Regions from separate parts of the Homo sapiens genome. Here region 1 is linked to region 2. The links are chromatin loops, found by intact Hi-C in ENCODE. Cell type or tissue: heart left ventricle. All regions are shown on one strand. Links, peaks and the distances in the headings refer to the core of each region. The heading gives the core; the rest is flanking DNA. Region 1 overlaps CHST11 (carbohydrate sulfotransferase 11). Region 2 overlaps SLC41A2 (solute carrier family 41 member 2).

Region 1 (8,341 bases), core at 137-8,136, 120 kb before region 2:
AGGGCCTGGCCTGAGAATGTGCTGGGCATGGGGAGGTGAAAGATGAGCCAGGCGGAAAGGGAGGGCGAGGCTGTCCCCTGGGAAGGCTGGGTGGCCTGTCCCCAGCTGTCACTGGATGCCTTTGTTCCCTGGAGCCAAGAGGCCTCCCTTGGAGGCATCAGTTGCCACAGGAAGCAGATTCATTCATGAAAACCCACCCCCCAGGCCCCGATCCTACTTGCTTTTTTGAACCTTTCTGTTCTTTGCTTTGGCTCAGAGAATGCCACTTAGTGTATAAAAAAGGATCCCAACGTCCCGCCCTGCTGGACCGGTGTAATTATGTCTGCTACACTTCCTTTCTGGAAGGCCCTGGTCAGGGGGTGCTGCAGCCTTCCCAGACCCCGCGGGCTCATCCTTCTTCAGCAGACCGGCCTGCCCTGTCATTTTGGGCATAAAGCCTGTGCAGGGACAGCCATGGAGCCCTTCCCCTTCCCGACCAGCTTTGAGGTTCGCAGAGGTGCCCCGCTCTCTGTCGCCTCAAGGCTGCACTCCCTGTTCCCCCACCCAATCCTCTCTTAGATGGCCTTCGGCGCCAGCTCACTCCTCCTCTGTGGGCTTTGCATGAATACTTCTTTCTTGGGAAAATCATTCCCTGCTCTCCCAAGCTGGAACGGCACTCCTGTGCCATGCGTCCATGGCACCTGTGCTTAATAAAAGCAGTGAACATGAACTAAACACACACCCAGGCAAGGGCCTGGTCTGGCCTTCCTGACTTCATCCTCACACCCGCCCCATGATGCAATGAGGCGTTTCCTGAGCACTTACCTGCAGGGGCACGTGCAACTCCCTCCTCTCATCTGAGCTTTACAGCCACCTTTAAAGCAGGGAGTACTGTTTGGCTCATTTTACAGTGAGGAAATAGAGGCTTTAGGAGAAAGCCCGGACCTCATAGCTAGTAGGTGCTAGATCTGGGAATCTGACACTAGTGTCTTCTCTTGGCCACTAAATTACACTCCAGCTGCCACACTGCATTGCCATCTTTTCTGTTCCTTGTCCCTGTTAGAATGTGTGCTTTCTCCCTGAAATCATATCTTGCTTCAAACTGGGCTCCCCCAGCGCCTCAGGCTGTGGCCTGTTTGCATAACTGGCAGTCACTGGACTGATTCAGGCCAAGGATGGAGCTGCCACCAGGTTGCAGGGTCCCTCCTGAAGACGGAGGACCAGGCTGGGAGGTAGACAGCCTGCTGGGCAGGGGTGAGGGGTGAGCTGACCAGTCTGAAGCTCATCCAGGGCAAAGCGGGACCTGCAGGTGGCAGACGCTGTCAGTGGGAGGTTGGGAACCAACGCCGGTGTGTGCCAGAGGAGCCCGGGTAGTGGGTGCGGGCAAGAGCAGGCCTGAGCGTTCTCTCCCTCTCCACCTGGAACACCCTGAACTCATCACTTTTTGGGCTTCAACCAGGGGAGGCAGGGAAAGTGAAAGGAAAAGTGACATCAGCCACTCTCCCTCCTTGTCAGCAGCTTAGGGCAAAATTCTAGTTGGGAAAGGTGTCCTCATCTTTTCATTACTACATTGGCCTGAATTTCTAGAAGGTAGAGTGACTTCTCTCGGCCAGTGTATTCATCCGTGCACCAGGCATACAGTCAGCTATTCTCACCATCATCTATAACCACAGGAGGTCCGTGGCACCGTCATCCCCATTTTACAGATGAGAATGCTGAGTCTCAGATTAAGTAACTTGCCCAAGGTCCACAGCCAGTAAGTACTAGAGCCGGATTTTAAGCCCAGGCTGTCTGGCTGCAGAGCCTGTGTTCTGAACCACTCTGCTCTGCTGCCCCTTGATGGAAACAGCCACATAGTAAAGAACTCTATTTTTTTCATGAGAAAAAACTTTTAACTGTGAATATTAATTGCTTGTCCCTTAAGAGCAGCTGTGGGTCAAGTGACACAGTAAGTTCTTTGCAGACTTCATCCCTTTAAACCTCATAAGAGCCAGTGAGGTTTGTGCTCTCTCAGCTCCCACTTTACTGATGAGGAGACTGAGGCCAGGAGAGTGAATCTTACTGACCCCAGATCATGGGGCTGGTCAGGGCCATTGCCAAATTTTACATCCAGATTGGTCTGCCTGACTCCAGAGTCTGATCTCCAGCCTGTGCTGATGAGCTTGCTCATCTCCGCAGAGTTCCAGACATCCTAGGGAGAGTAAACCTTTGTTCCATCAAAGCAAATACTCTCCATTTTTGTTCAGTATTTATTGAATGAGATCAGGGAGACACTGATTTTCTGTAAAAATTGTATCCTGAAATCAATGTATTTAGTTTCTACCACTTAGTTTTAGTAGGGTCACTGGCCTTTAAAGAAAAAAATGCAAAGACTTTTCCCAGTTCTTGCCTCACTTTTCTTTAATGAGCTCTGAAATCAGGCCAGCCCAGGGGGACCTATCCCACGTTCCCTATTCTGGATAATAAAATGGGTCACTCACTTCTTTTTAGTTTTATAATTTCCATTGATCATAAATCTACATGTGTTGTCAAAATACTCCTCTGAGGTTGATGGAAGGTAGCAAAGATGGTTTTTCTATTTCATAGGAATGTTATGGCACCACACAGATGACACTCCCTGCCCTCTCACTCTGCCCTGGAATCCATCCCTGCACCTCCAACAAGGGCTGCTGGGTGGATAGAAGGAGAAAATCCCTCTTTTTGCTCTGCTGTCCAGCAGCACAACAAAAAGGCATATTTGGGTTCCAGTCTTTGCTCTGCTGCTTTCTGGGAGTGGGTGGATGAGCTCTCATCTCTGGGCCTCAGTTTTGCCATCTGAAAATCAGAGGGTGGTATCAGATAATCACAAAGGTATTTTGTAACTCTGAAGTTCTGGGTTCTAAGGACTCTGAGATGCAAAATTATTTGAAAGCTCTACAGGCAGAAGAATATTAATACCTCTGATGTCATGCAATTGAGGGTGTCTTATTCACCTCTGGGCCCCGGGTCTGTGTCCCTGCCATTGTGTGTGACTCTGTTCCTGGATATCTGTATCTTCATGTCCTCGGCCATGGCCTAAGAAGCCGCAGAGATGTCTGACTTCCTCAGTGAACAGCAGATGGATGGATTTAGACGTGCTTGTCCCTCTAGCACTCCACGATGGTCTTCCTGTTCCACTTTCACTATGATTGAGAATGGGCCGTCCTTCTTGAAAGAGGAAAAAGGCAGTGAAGTGATAAACAAAATCTTCTTAGTACTCTGCAAAGATGTTCATGTGTTGCCACAAAGCTAATCACCCTTTTCTGAATTCTGCAAGTATTGGGCACCAAGTGCCTGGGACACTGAGATACCTGGGCCTTATCCCAGCTGCCCTGGAGGGAGGGCATGAGTTGAGCTCACATTGTTCATAGTGACATTAACTATGATCAGGATGGAGCAGGTTGAGGCAAAGGGGTGAAGGTAAAGGTGGTGGAAATGGCTCCGTTGGGGCCCCAGGCTTGGTGGTGGTGGTTACTGGGGAGAGAACGAGGGTGTCTTCCAGGCAGGGGTAGGAGGAGGGCTTTGGAGCCCCATCTGCAGAACTAGCTCCACCTCTCTCTTGGGGGAGGACCAGCCTTCCTCTCACTGGAAGCATGCAACATGCAGAAACGAAAGGCCCAGAGCATGGCTCATGCGTGCCTTTGGAACAATGGAGAAATCGGGTATTGTTAAAACATGCTGCTTGACTAAGAAATAAATGGACCTCTTTGGGTGCCTCTCAATTCATAGTTCAGTTACTGTGAAATTCCATGAATCCTTTACAGTCTGTTAATACATATTAATAGCTAATCTTGATATTGCCAGAAAATTGCTCTTCAGACCTCCAATTTGCTTAACAGCTGCCAATCTAAGTTGCCGCCAATTGCCTCTATCGGTCTTCTGTGTCAGTGAGATATTAAGTCGCCATGAGCCAGGCATTTTGCACAGATGACAAATGTGTTTGGCGTTCACTGCAGAACCCGCTCATGTAAAAGCGACGCTCAATCATCAGTTCTCAAAGTGAAACAGAGACCACCAGCCTCAGAATTGGCCTGATAGAATCATCACGGGGCAGCGATCAAGAGCAGGTTCCCAGGACAGCCCGACCCACTGAACCAGAATTACTCAGGGTGGTGTCTGGGAACCCGCATTGCATCAGATTCCCGCTGTGATTCTTACATACACTGAACATTGAGAAATGCTGTCAGGTGAAAGGCAAAGCAACATTCCTGCTATCCTGCCCCCGGCACTTGGGAAACCACCCTCTGTAAGGTTTACAGTAGCTACTTCCTGAGTGCCTACTATGTGCCAGGTACCATGCTATGTGCTTTCCTTGTGGGCTCTCATCTAATCCTCAAAATGACCCTGAGAAGTAGACTTTATTGTTGTCCCCATTTTGCAGATGAGGAAACTAAGGCCTGAAGGGCTCAAGTGATTAGGCCAAAATAGAAGTAGAATATTCTGGTCAGTCTGGGAAGAGAACCAATGAAGCCAACTGGTTCAAAGAAGGGAGAGGCCAGGAGGAGATCCTGAAGGGAGGCAAGCCCCTGCCTCCCAAGAGCATCACCCTCTGGGAGGCCCATCGTGGTAGGGGAGGTTGACGGCCTCCCTGGCTAGGGGAGGGGTAAGCCACCCGGGACTGCTCAGTGGACCCATGCTCCTCCTCCCCTACTCCTGCCAGCAGCGACTTCCGAGGACCCCAAAGCACTAGCCAGCAGGTGCTCAGCCTGCCTGCCCTTACTTCTGATTTCCCAAGCAGTGTGGGAGCTGCATCCCTTCCTCACCGTTGTTCCTGTTCCGGGCCACCATTCATCGGAAAGCAGGCCAGCTTGGCAGCAGCCCCATTCCTATTCCTGCCCCCCTCCGGCACCCTGCCCAGGCCTCCGGAAGCCCAAACAGCTGATCTGAGATGTCAATAAGGCCCTTCCAGCTGCACCTGGCCTGGCTGAAAGGGAGCCCCGGGGGTACCACACAGCCTCAGACCAAGTCCTTCCTGGGCAGCCCTTGGCGCCCTCCCCCTCCAGCGTGATTTGATTCCCCTCCTCTTGTTTCTTGGCCTCACCAGACGGGTGGAAAGTGCCAGCGTCCCTCCCTCATCAAAAGCTGTTGCATTTCTACCCAGGGCTGAGAGTCCCCGCTCTTCTCTCTTGGCCTCCAGCCCCAGAGCTGATGCTAAGCTCCTGTGTGGCAGCCACAGGCTCTAAGCCAGAAATCTCCACCAGAAGATGAGGTGGGGGCTGCGGGTTTAGGCACAGGAAGCCCACGAGGCCTCATTGGCCGTCTTGTGACCCGAACAATCCCTGCTGTCCCAAAGTCATTCATGCATTCAACAAAGCTTTCAGTGTCCACCGTATGTGAAGCACTGGGAATACAACAGTGAACAAAAATTAGTGAAAACTACCTGCCATCTCAGAGTTAACGTTCAAGAAGGGAGAGACCAGCAAAATAAGTAAATTGAGATAAACTAAGGAGATAAGTACTACAAAGAAAAGGGAAGCAGGGAAGGGGATGGGAGAGCTGAGGTTCCAGAGGTGTCTCTTAATATCCACCACTGAGTGTGAGCCTTCCTAACTGCACCCAGGGACTCCCACAGTCTGGCTGGTTCCGCCTTGTCTTTCTCTTGCAGTTGCCCACAGGTTCCACTAAGTGAGCAGGGGCAGCTGGGCTGGAGGCAGTGGGGGCTGAGAGCAGCCAGAGGAAGGCACCCCCTTACTATCCTCAAACACCTGGGGGAGGCACCAACCCTACAGGGATGGTTCGGCTCACACCACTAAAATGATTGTAGCTAACATTTAAGAATACAGAGATATCACATGAAACCTAATATTCTGACTTCTCTTTTTTTAATTTATATTTTTCTAACTTTTAAGTTCAGGGGCACATATGCAGGTTTGTTACATAGGTGAACTTGGGTCATGGGGGTCTGTTGTACAGATTCTTTCATCACCCAAGTATTAAACCCAGTACCCATTAGTTGTTTTTCCTGATCTTCTCCCTCCTCCCACCTTCCACCCTCCAAAAGGCCCCACTGAGTGTTCCCCTCTGTGTCCATGTGTTCTCATCATTTAGCTCCCACTTATAAGTGAGAACATGTGGCATTTGGTTTTCTGTTCTGCATTCGTTTGCTAAGGATTATGGCCTCCAGCTCCATCCATGTCCCAGCAGAGGACATGATCTCTCTTTTTTTATGGCTGCATAGTACTCCATGGTATATATGTACCACATTTTCTTTATCCAGACTATTATTGGGCATTTAGGTTGATTCCATGTCTTTGCTATTGTAAACAGTGCTGCAGTGAACACATGTGTGCATGTGTCTTTATAATAGAATGATTTATATTCCTTTGGGTATATACCCAGTAATGGGATTGCTGAGTCAAATGGTATTTCTGTCTTTAGGTCTTTGAGGAATTGACACACTGTCTTCCACAATGGTTGAACTAATTTACACTCCCACCAACAGTGTATAAGTGTTCCTTTTTCTCCGCAACCTTGCCAGCATCTGTTATTTTGACTTTTTAGTAATAGCCATTCTGACTGGTGTGAGATGGTATCTCATTGTGGGTTTGATTTGCATTTCTCTAATGATCAGTGATGCGGAACTTTTTTTTGTATGATTGTTGGCCTCATGTATGTCTTCTTTTGAAAACTGTCTGTTCACATCCTCTGCCCACTTTTTTATGGGGTTGTTTTTTTCTTGTAAATTTGTTTAAGTTCCTTATAGATGCTGGATATTAGACCTTTGTCGGATGCATAGTTCGTAAAAATTTCCTCCCGTTCTGTTATTGGTTGTCTGTTTACTCTGTTGATAGTTTCTTTTGCTGTGCAGAAGCCCTTTAGTTACATTAGATCCCACTTGTCAGTTTTTGCTTTTGTTGCAATTGCTTTCGGTATCTTCATCATGAAGTCTTTTCCCGTGTGTATGTCCTGAGTGGGATCGCCTAGGTTGTCTTCTAGGGTTTTTATAGTTTTGGGTTTCACATACAAGTCTTTAATCCATCTTGAGTTAATTTATGTCTGTGGTGTAAGGAAGGGATTCAGTTTTAATCTTCTGCATAGGGACAGCCAGTTATCCCAGCATCATTTATTTATTTATTTATTTATTTATTTATTTATTTATTTATTTTTTGAGACAGAGTCTTGCTCTCTTGCCCAGGCTGGAGTGCAATGGCATGATCTCGGCTCACTGCAACCTCCGCCTCCCAGGTTCAAGCAATTCTCCTGCCTCAGCCTCCCAAGTAGCTAGGATTACAGGTGCCCACCATCATGCCTGGGTAATTTTTGTATTTTTAGTAAAGACCGGGTTTCGCCGTGTTGGCCAGGCTGTTCTCGAACTCCTGACCTCAAGTGATCTGCCTGCCTCAGCCTCCCAAAGTGCTGGGATTACAGGCATAAGCCACCACGCCCGGCCCCTAGCACCATTTATTGAATAGGGAATCCTTTCCTCATTGTTTGTTTTTGTCAGGTTTGCTGAAGATCAGATAGTTGTAGGTGTGTGGTCCTATTTCTGGGTTCTCTATTCTGTTCCATTGGTCTATGTGTCTGTTTTTGTTCCAGTACCATGCCGTTTCGGTTACTATAGCCCTGTAGAATAGCAAGTAGGGTAGCTGATGCCTCCAGCTTTGTTCTTTTTGCTTAGGATTCCCTTGGCTATTCGGGCTCTTTTTTGGTTCCATATGAATTATAGAATACTTTTGTCTAGTACTGTGAAAAATGTCAGTGGTAGTTTAATAGGAATAGCATTGAATATATAAATTGCTTTAGGCAGTAGGGCCATTTTAATGATATTGATTCTTCCTATCCATGAGCATGGAATATTTTTCCATTTGTTTGTGTCATCTCTGATTTTTTTGTGCAGTGGCTTATAGTTCTCATCATAGAGATCTTTCACCTCCCTGGTTAGCTGTATCCCTAGGTATTTTATTCTTTTTGTGGCCATTGTGAATGGGAGTTCATTCCTGATTTGGCTCTTGACTTGACTATTGTTGGTGTATGAGAGTGCTAGTGATTTTTGTACACTGATTTTGTATCCTGAGACTTTGCTGAAGTTGTTTATCAGCTTAAGAAGCTTTTGGGCTCAGACAACAGGGTTTTCTAGATGTAGGATCATCTCATCTGCAAACAGGGGTAGTTTGACTTCCTTTCTTCCTACTCAAATGTCCTTTATCTCCTTCTCTTGCCTGATCACCCTGGCCAGAAATTCCAATACTATGTTTAATAGGAGTGGTGAGAGAGGTCATCCTTGTCTTGTGCTGGTTTTCAAGGGGAATGCTTCCAGCTTTTGCCCGTTTAGTATGATGTTGGCTCTGGGTTTGAATTCTGACTTCTCTTGAGAAATTGAAACATCTCGAAAGACCAGGTCCTC
Region 2 (8,341 bases), core at 150-8,149:
TGGTCATATTGCCCAGGCTGGTCTCAAACTCATGAGCTTGAACGATCCACTTGCCTTGGCCTCGCAAAGTACTGGGATTACAGGGATGAGCCACCGTGCCCAACTGACATATTTTCTTTTTACATAGATATGCAAAGTAAATTACATTAAATATGTAGTATATCCTGGGACATGTTTTTCCCCAAGTAGAATTACTTTTTAAATTATATTGATCTAGGCTGTACTTAAAATCTACTTTAGTGTTCAACAATGAGAACACATGGACACAGGGAGAACATCACACACCAGGGCCTGTCAGGTGGGGGGCAAGGGGAGGGAGAGCATTAGGACAAATAACTCATGCATGCGGGGCTTAAAAACTAGATGATGGGTTGATAGGTGCAGCAAACCACCATGGCAAATGTATACCTATGTAACAAACCTGCACGTTCTGCACATGTATCCCAGAACTTAAACTAAAAAAAAAAAAAAAAATCCACTTTAATGACAGTCACCCCAGAAGCCGGTAGACTGGATTAAAATGATCTTATTAAATGTAATTCATATATAAATGTCTGTGAATTTAAGTATTATAATTCCCATTTCATAGATAACAAAAAAATATACGACAGATTTTTAAAGGGATCAGCTGAGGACCAATAGATTTTTTTCTTTTATTTTTTTTTAAGACAGGGTCTCACTCTGTTTCCCAGGCTAGCATGCAGTGGCTTATTGTAGCCTCTAACTCCTGGGCTCAGGCAATCCTCCTGCCTCAGCCTCCTGAGGACATACCTGGGACTACAGGTGTGTGCCACCACATCTGGCTAATTTTTGAATTTTTTATAGAGATGGGGGTCTCACTATGTTGCCCTGGCCTCAAACCCCTAACCTCAAGCGACCCTCCTACCTAGGCCTCCCAAAGCACTGGGATTGCAGTCATGAGCCACTGTGCCCACCCCAGATTTTAATGAACTGAATGGATAAGCAATGTTGAAACCCAGCTGTCTCTAATTTATCCACAAAAATTGACAAAAGAAACAACAAAACAATATACAATAGCTGATAATCCCAATGTAAATAATAAACAAAATCTGAAATATATTTTGCCACATTAATCTTAAGTCAGGTATACCTGACTCTCAAACTAGTAGTTCATGATAAGATTAAGAAAGATTACTTTTCAGAAATGTATTCTGCCTGTTGAGACCTGGGAATGTAATTTTCACTGTGAGCAACAACTTGGGGTTGGAGGCAGAATGGTTGGGATGGGAGGACAGACCTCTTGAATCTGAGCCCTAAGACTTCTAATAGTACCTAAGACTAAGAGGATACGAAGATTTGATATTATCATGAAACAGTATATCTAATTCTTACCATTAATAACTGGCGTGTAAACAACAATCCCAACCAAGTTTGGGTCTGATACAGTTGTGTCCAGAATAAGGCCCCCAATGCTGAAAGAGATAAAATTATATAATTTAGAGAAGAGGGAAGAGAACATACTTGAAGTTATTCTGTACATACAGACACCCCTCCTTTTTAAAATAAAATATTCACACATTTTAAAAATAGAGCAAAAATAAAAATATTCAAAGTAAAAATCAATGTCAACAGTAAAATGTTGAAAATAAAACACGGCATAAGCTCTAGCCCCAAATTTCAGAATTCTGATGTCTAAGATATGCTACTTGTGAAAAGAAAAAGCATACGCTTTAAATGCATTAAAATGTCTTGAACAGTATACGAGAAATTATTAACCATGTCTATTTCTGGGGGTGAGGGTGACAGGGGACTGACGGTCATTTTATATCCTTCTGTGCTTATTAATTTTTTAAAACCATGCCATTGATCACTCTTATAATTTAAAAAATAATTTAAAAAAGAGTATGGTTTCATATTTGAAATAAAGCATAAAAGAGGTTATTTTTATTGTATTAAAACTAGATATTGTTAGGATGTGTCTTATTACTGGCAAATTAAAATAATGAGTTATAGCCACAGAAAGAGCTGATCTTGAGAACAGAAATCTGGAAAACTAACATATCGTTATATGGTAGCAAGCCATACACTCTCAATGTGTCAGTGGAACTTGGAGATTTTTCTAAGTTTCCAAGGCCATTATCAACTGGTTAACATCAGTTTCTGGGTCTGTGTAGTATAAAACATTGCCAGTCCTAATATTCCATGGGATCCTGTGCCCAAATCTTCCAGGAAAATGCCATCCACATTACAACAAAATGAACTACATGCTGTCACAGAATGGGATTGTCAAAATATCAGATCAAATGTTCTTACCTGATAGTTAACATTAGAAAATTATCAAATCTTTATTATTTTAATTCTTTAGTAAAATAAAGGAATTATGCCTTAATAGGCCTAAACTGTGGGCGTTCTCATTAAAGAGGTACACTGTAGAGTCCCAAAATAGTCCTCTTTAGAAATATTTTAACATTTTAAGCCCTAATTAAAAGAATAAAGTACATACTTCAAGAACAAACTAGTTCTGAGTCAAAAAATAAACCTCCCTGACAAAATATATAGATCATGTTGTGGATATAACATAACAATTGCTAAAAATACATTTTTTAGATTCCTGTTAAGCCCAGTGATAAAAGTTACTATAGAAAAAATTAGAAAAGACAAAATGAAGAAAGTAAAAACCAACCCTAGTTACACCATTGAGTTACACTGTTAGTATGCTGTTATATAGGCTTCTAGACTTTTTTTAACTTATTTTGTTACTTATTTAAATTGACAATAAAAATTGCACATATTTATCCTATACAACATGTTTTGAAATATGTATATATTGTAGAATGACTAAATTGAGCTAATTAACTTATGCATTACTTCACATACTTATCTTTTGTGGTGAGAACACCTATACAACATGTTTTGAAATATGTATATATTGTAGAATGACTAAATTGAGCTAATTAACTTATGCATTACTTCACATACTTATCTTTTGTGGTGAGAACACCTAAAATCTCTTGGCAATTTTGATGAATACAATACACTGTTATAAACTATCACCACCATGTTGTACAATAAATCTCTTGAATATGTTCCTGTAGTCTAACCAAAATTTTTAATCCACTGACCAACATCTCCGCAACCCAGCTTTTTTACTATATACATTTTTAAAAATAAAAATTAAATGATAAAAGTAGTTTTATTTGCTTTTATTAAATTTTATTTTTATCATATAGATGTGTGTCATTAAAAAAGTAAAAGTACAGCCAGCATGGTGGCTCATGCCTATAATCCCAGCACTCCGGGAGGCCGAAGTGAGAGGACTGCTTGAGACTAGCAGTTTAAGACCAGCCAGGTCAACATAGTGAGACCCTGTCTCTACAAAAGAGTAAAAATATTATCTGGGTGGGTGCATGCCTGTAGTCCCGGCTGTTCAAGAAACTGAGGCAGGAGGGTTGTTTGAGCCTAGGAGTTTGAGGCTGCAGTGAACTACAATCAAGCCACTGTGCTTCAGCTGGGGAAACACGGCGAGACACAATCTCTAAAAAGAAAAAAAAGAGGTATATAAAAGTACCATAAAGTTCATAATAAAATAATGGTCCCTAGCCCCACCTCCAGGTCCTTCTCTGTACTAGAAATTCTTTTTATCTTCTTTAGTAGTTTCTTATGGCATTTAGTTTTTCTAAATAACATGCTTATACTGCTATTTCTTCATATTAAATTTTAGACATTTAGCAAATGACTTCCTACTATGGCAGATGAGGATTTGACCTCTCTTACACTTCCCTCCCACTTTGATCCCTTCCCAAATCCCTTCCTCCTCCCATCCTGCTAATCTGGTTATAATTTCTGGTGAAATACTTAGGGTTGACTTTATTATAACAACAGAAATTTCATTACTCATAGCTGAGCCACAGAGTGTATTATTAGATATCCTCACGTACGCTTTTTGCTTTGCCTCATATTTTTCTTAACTTTTTAGGTACCTATTACTAATTCAACCTCACATGTGTAACTAAGTTTATGAAGTACCTTTCAATACAGTCAAACTCATCAATTCCACTTTTTTTTTTTTTTTCTTAGAGACCTCCCTCCTTAAGTCCCCTGTCCTCCTGCCAATCTGGATGGTTGCCTGTCTAGGCCTGATGTACAGCTGTCATCCTGTACCTTCCCTCCAATACCCCCTTGGATCCTGGTCTATGTACTATAACAAAAGCCCAGTATTTCATGGGATTCTGTTGCCTGAATCCTCCAGGAAAAAAGCAATCTACATTACAGAAAAATGAACCACATGCTGTCACAGAATAGATTTCTTCTTTCCTGTATCATCTTTCTTAATTTGTTTCCTAATTTTGATAGACCACACCTCCTTTCAGCTTTATACAAAGGGGTAGAGGGGCAGTAAATTCCATGAGATCCTGCCTGTCTGAAAATTTCTTTAGTCTTCTCTTACACGTGGTTGATATTGTGACTGTATTTTATGTTCAAAATAATTTTCTCTCAGAATTTCAAAGGAATCATTTTAGTGTTGCTACTGGACATCATTCTGGTTCCCAGTGCTTTATATGTAACTTATTTTTTCTCTGGAAACATTTGGGATTCATGATAATATGCTTTCACTTGGGTCCCACCTACTTTAATTTATTGCACTGGGTACTTAGCAGGCGCTTTCCATCAGGTAGCTCATGTTTTTCAGTTCTGGGAATTTTCTTGTATTATTTATTTGAGAATTTTCTCTCCTTATCATTCACCTCCTATTGTCTATCTCTTTGCTTCATGGTTTGCTTTTCAGGAGGGTTCCTCTACTTTATATTCCAACTCTTCTACATAATTTATTTCTGCCATTTATGTATTTTTTTAATTCCCAAGAGCTCTTTGTGTTTTTCAAATCTTCTTTTGCATTCTGTTCCTATATTATGAATATTATGCAATAGCTATTATGCAATAGTTTCTCTTATTTATCTGAGGATACTGATAAGAGTTTTCTGAAAGTACTGATGGTACTTTCCTTGAGTACTATTTTTTTTTCCCATCTGTCTTTTATGTTAGAGGCCTTTATGAAATGTCTAGCAATCCTTTACTGGCTGCCCTGTTTAAGGGGCACTGCAAGGCATACTTGGAACTCTCTGTGTACATGGGCAGAGTTTGTCAGCAAGTGGGACTCATGGAAGACAATCAGGTGGGTTTGTAGCTCTTTCATTAAAGGACTCACAAGGGTTAGTATCTGCAGATCTGATCTTTTGTGCTGGTAAGTTCCCCCACAAATGAATTATCTAATTTTTTGCCTGGGGGTAAAAGGCTGTCTCTCAGCATTATACAAAGAAAAGGAAGTGGGATAGGGTTCTCATTGTTCAGTAGACTTTTACTTAGTCTTGCTATTTGTCACACAGTGCTTGAGCCACATCCTCACATGTACAGATGTTTCTGAATCTAGAACCTCTCCGATTTAGCCTCTTGAGAGGTTATTCTTGTCTTCTGCTAGGGTGTGAGGGGGCAGTCACATGGGTGCTAAAGCTGGAGAAAGATTGTGGGGATCTAATTGCTCCTTACCTAAACTTTCAACCAATCTTCCTCATTGCAGCTTTCAGATGTACTTGATGCCTTTAATTCCTCTTTCTGGGTTTCTGAGACTTGCTTCTGATAGGCAGTTAGGTGTCAGCTTTTTTCATTCTGCTCATTCAGTTAACAACTCTTCATCTGATTCCTATCTTCCTAATGTTGTCTCTCACCTGCTGCCCTCTTTGCTCCTCCTCTGTCTTTGTGGTTTTATAGCATTTTTATTCTTTTACTGTCCTTTTAGTAATTTCAGGAAGGAAAAGAAACGTTTCTTAATCTAACATGTTTAATAGGAAATTCATACTCTTTTCTAGGTTGTTCTTCTCATCAGATGTATCATAAACTCTTTCCATAGCAATAGAAATGCTACAATGTTATTTTAATGGCTGATACTCCATTTTGTGACTATATAATAATTTATCTGATCAATACCGTATTGCAAGACCTTTATGTTGTTCTATTTATTTTTGTTATTAAAAACTCTGGGGTGATGAGGATGCTTGCAGCTAAATCTTTTACATATGTCCTTAATTACATCTTTAAGGTCATCAGAGTCCTAGATATGGAAGTAGCCAATGGAATATACATTTCTAAGGCTTTATGATACTCATCTGAGCAACTTAATACTCAGAGTAAGTAATGTCCTTGTCAGGTTAACATACACATACACACACAAAGACAAACACCACTAAATTTTACTCAATCTGGTAAGGCTTTGGAGAGAAGTTTGAAATTGGTAGCCACATGAGGTTCTTTACATCTACTGATTTCATTAATTATGCCTGTCATTTAGATCCCTTGTTATAATACCCGGGAGAATAATGAATTGGCTATATAAAATAATTAACCTAAGAAATAAAAACAGGCAATTCATTTATTTTAATATGCATGTACATATATGCTTATAGAAGACACACAAAGACAGACAGACGTACACACACACACACACACACACACACACACACACATATTTTAATACTAACCTACTTATAACCATAGCTGTTATGACAGGCTCCCAGCCTGAGTGGAGAACTGTTCTTGTGGCTGGATGTTTGGCAGCTATTATAATCCAAATAGGGGTTAGAGCCAAGAAAAATACACCAACTAATGGAGAAATGTAGTAATAGGTCTCTAAAATTAAAAAAAAAAAAAAAAAGAGAGACAACATTTAAATCTCTCTTCTATGTAGCAGATCTAAATTATCAAAGTTTACTAGAAGGTACGACACTATCAAACATATTAACATGCTATACATTTTCTATAAACTTCAAACAAATTTATAACTGTAAATAAGGTAAAAATATTAAACAATGTAACTGAAAAGTAACACATTAATTCAATAAACATTTACTAAAATAGTTACATAACCTACATGAAAATAGCATAATAACAATAACAACAAGAACAGTAACAGTAAAAAAGCTAACATTTATTGGGCTCCTACTATATACCAAGTACTATGCTAAATGCTTTACATTCATCATCTCATTTCATTGTCCCCACCAATATAAAATAGATACTGTCATTTCTATTTTATGAAGAAACTGAGGCTTAGAAACTTAAGAATACAGTGAGGAAATAGGGAGAGCCGGAAGAAAATATGTATCTGACACCAAAGTTAGTGCTCTTAACTCTAAAGGTAAATAGGATATTATTTTTGTCCATAGGGATCTTATAGTACAGGCATTCCATAAAATATTGGCTGCCTACTGATAATAGATATCCAAGCTCCAAAATGAAATAGAAAAACTAGGTTTGATTCTCAATTCATATTTAATTCTAAATCTCCCTAGGGTTAAAAGTTGCATATCCCTTACTGAAAGTCTTATCATCTCAAGGCATTTTTTGGATAATATCATTTTAACTGATCAAAGTTTCATTATTATCAGAGATATTCCTGGCTTCTTCTCCATAACTCTAATTAATTTATTATGCAGAATAAGTACTTTTTAACTTAAAGGCAGAGTTTGCCTCGCAGTCCTATAGCCTACAGCCTTAGATTACTTAATCTAAGTCAAATGTTACTTAATATTTTGATCTTACAGAATGCTGCAACCCTTACCCCAACTCTTATCTTTGACTGAATTTTCTATTTTTTTTGCTTCTTAAGGTATTTAAAGATCTTCTCACCTATGACTAAAGATGCTTGAACTACATACAAACCCAAAATTTTTATTTTTTCCATATCATGTAGGAATAAACAATTATTATAGATATTAAAATAAAGCTAAACAAAGTTTACTCCTAAGCTTTTGTATGGATTTGCCATCACATCTTCTCACAGTCCTGTAGCCTACAGCCTTAGATTACTTAATCTAAGTCAAATGTTACTTAATTTTTTGATGTTACAGAATGCTACAACCCTTACCCCAACTCTTATCTTTGACTGAATTTTCTTTCTTTTGCTTCTTAAGATATTTAAAGATCTTCTCACCTATGACTAAAGATGCTTGAACTACATACAAATCCCAAATTTTTATTTCTTCCATATCATGTAGGAATAAGCAATTATTATAGATATTAAAATATAGCTAAACAAATTTTACTCCTAAGCTTTTGTATGGATTTGCCATCACATCTTTAAAATAATTATACTAATAAAATTTATTTTTATATTTTCTTCTATTTAAAGGAATATGACTAATGCTACATTGTGTCATTTTCTCCATGATTTTTTAAAAGATGAAAAAAACCTTTTATTTGTTGAATGGATTCACAGTTCTCCTTGTAAGCCAACAGATAAGGATAAATAACATCCCAGTTAGGAAGCATTTCAATCTACTAAAACAACTAAGGTTGCCAATAATTTCTTTAATAGAACGAAATAGAA

What was found. A loop is a pair of places that touch in the nucleus more often than their neighbours do. Peaks named below come from ENCODE experiments on the same cell type or tissue, not always from the same donor. Only the 100,000 strongest peaks of a DNase experiment are listed, where the experiment ranks them.
Region 1: a loop joins it to region 2, with 2.2 times the contacts of the local background. A loop is called at or near these places in 11 of 110 quality-filtered maps.

The regions. Positions count from the first base shown.
Region 1 is chr12:104,737,787-104,746,127 of GRCh38, forward strand. The region is part of intron 2 of CHST11 (carbohydrate sulfotransferase 11); the gene reads left to right. Among named protein-coding and RNA genes, the nearest start is that of MIR3922, 150 kb to the left of the region's middle. RefSeq lists enhancers at 3,207-3,256, 4,963-5,584. In heart left ventricle, for the core only: no CTCF peak of the experiment used is centred there; a DNase peak (open chromatin) is centred at 4,883; H3K27ac peaks cover 879 bases.
Region 2 is chr12:104,859,938-104,868,278 of GRCh38, forward strand. It overlaps SLC41A2 (solute carrier family 41 member 2), which reads right to left. Exons shown (of 11, transcript NM_001352171.3): 7 at 6,495-6,642; 8 at 1,354-1,433. Among named protein-coding and RNA genes, the nearest start is that of SLC41A2, 94 kb to the right of the region's middle. RefSeq lists an enhancer at 5,391-5,520. In heart left ventricle, for the core only: a CTCF peak has its summit at 3,571; no DNase peak of the experiment used is centred there.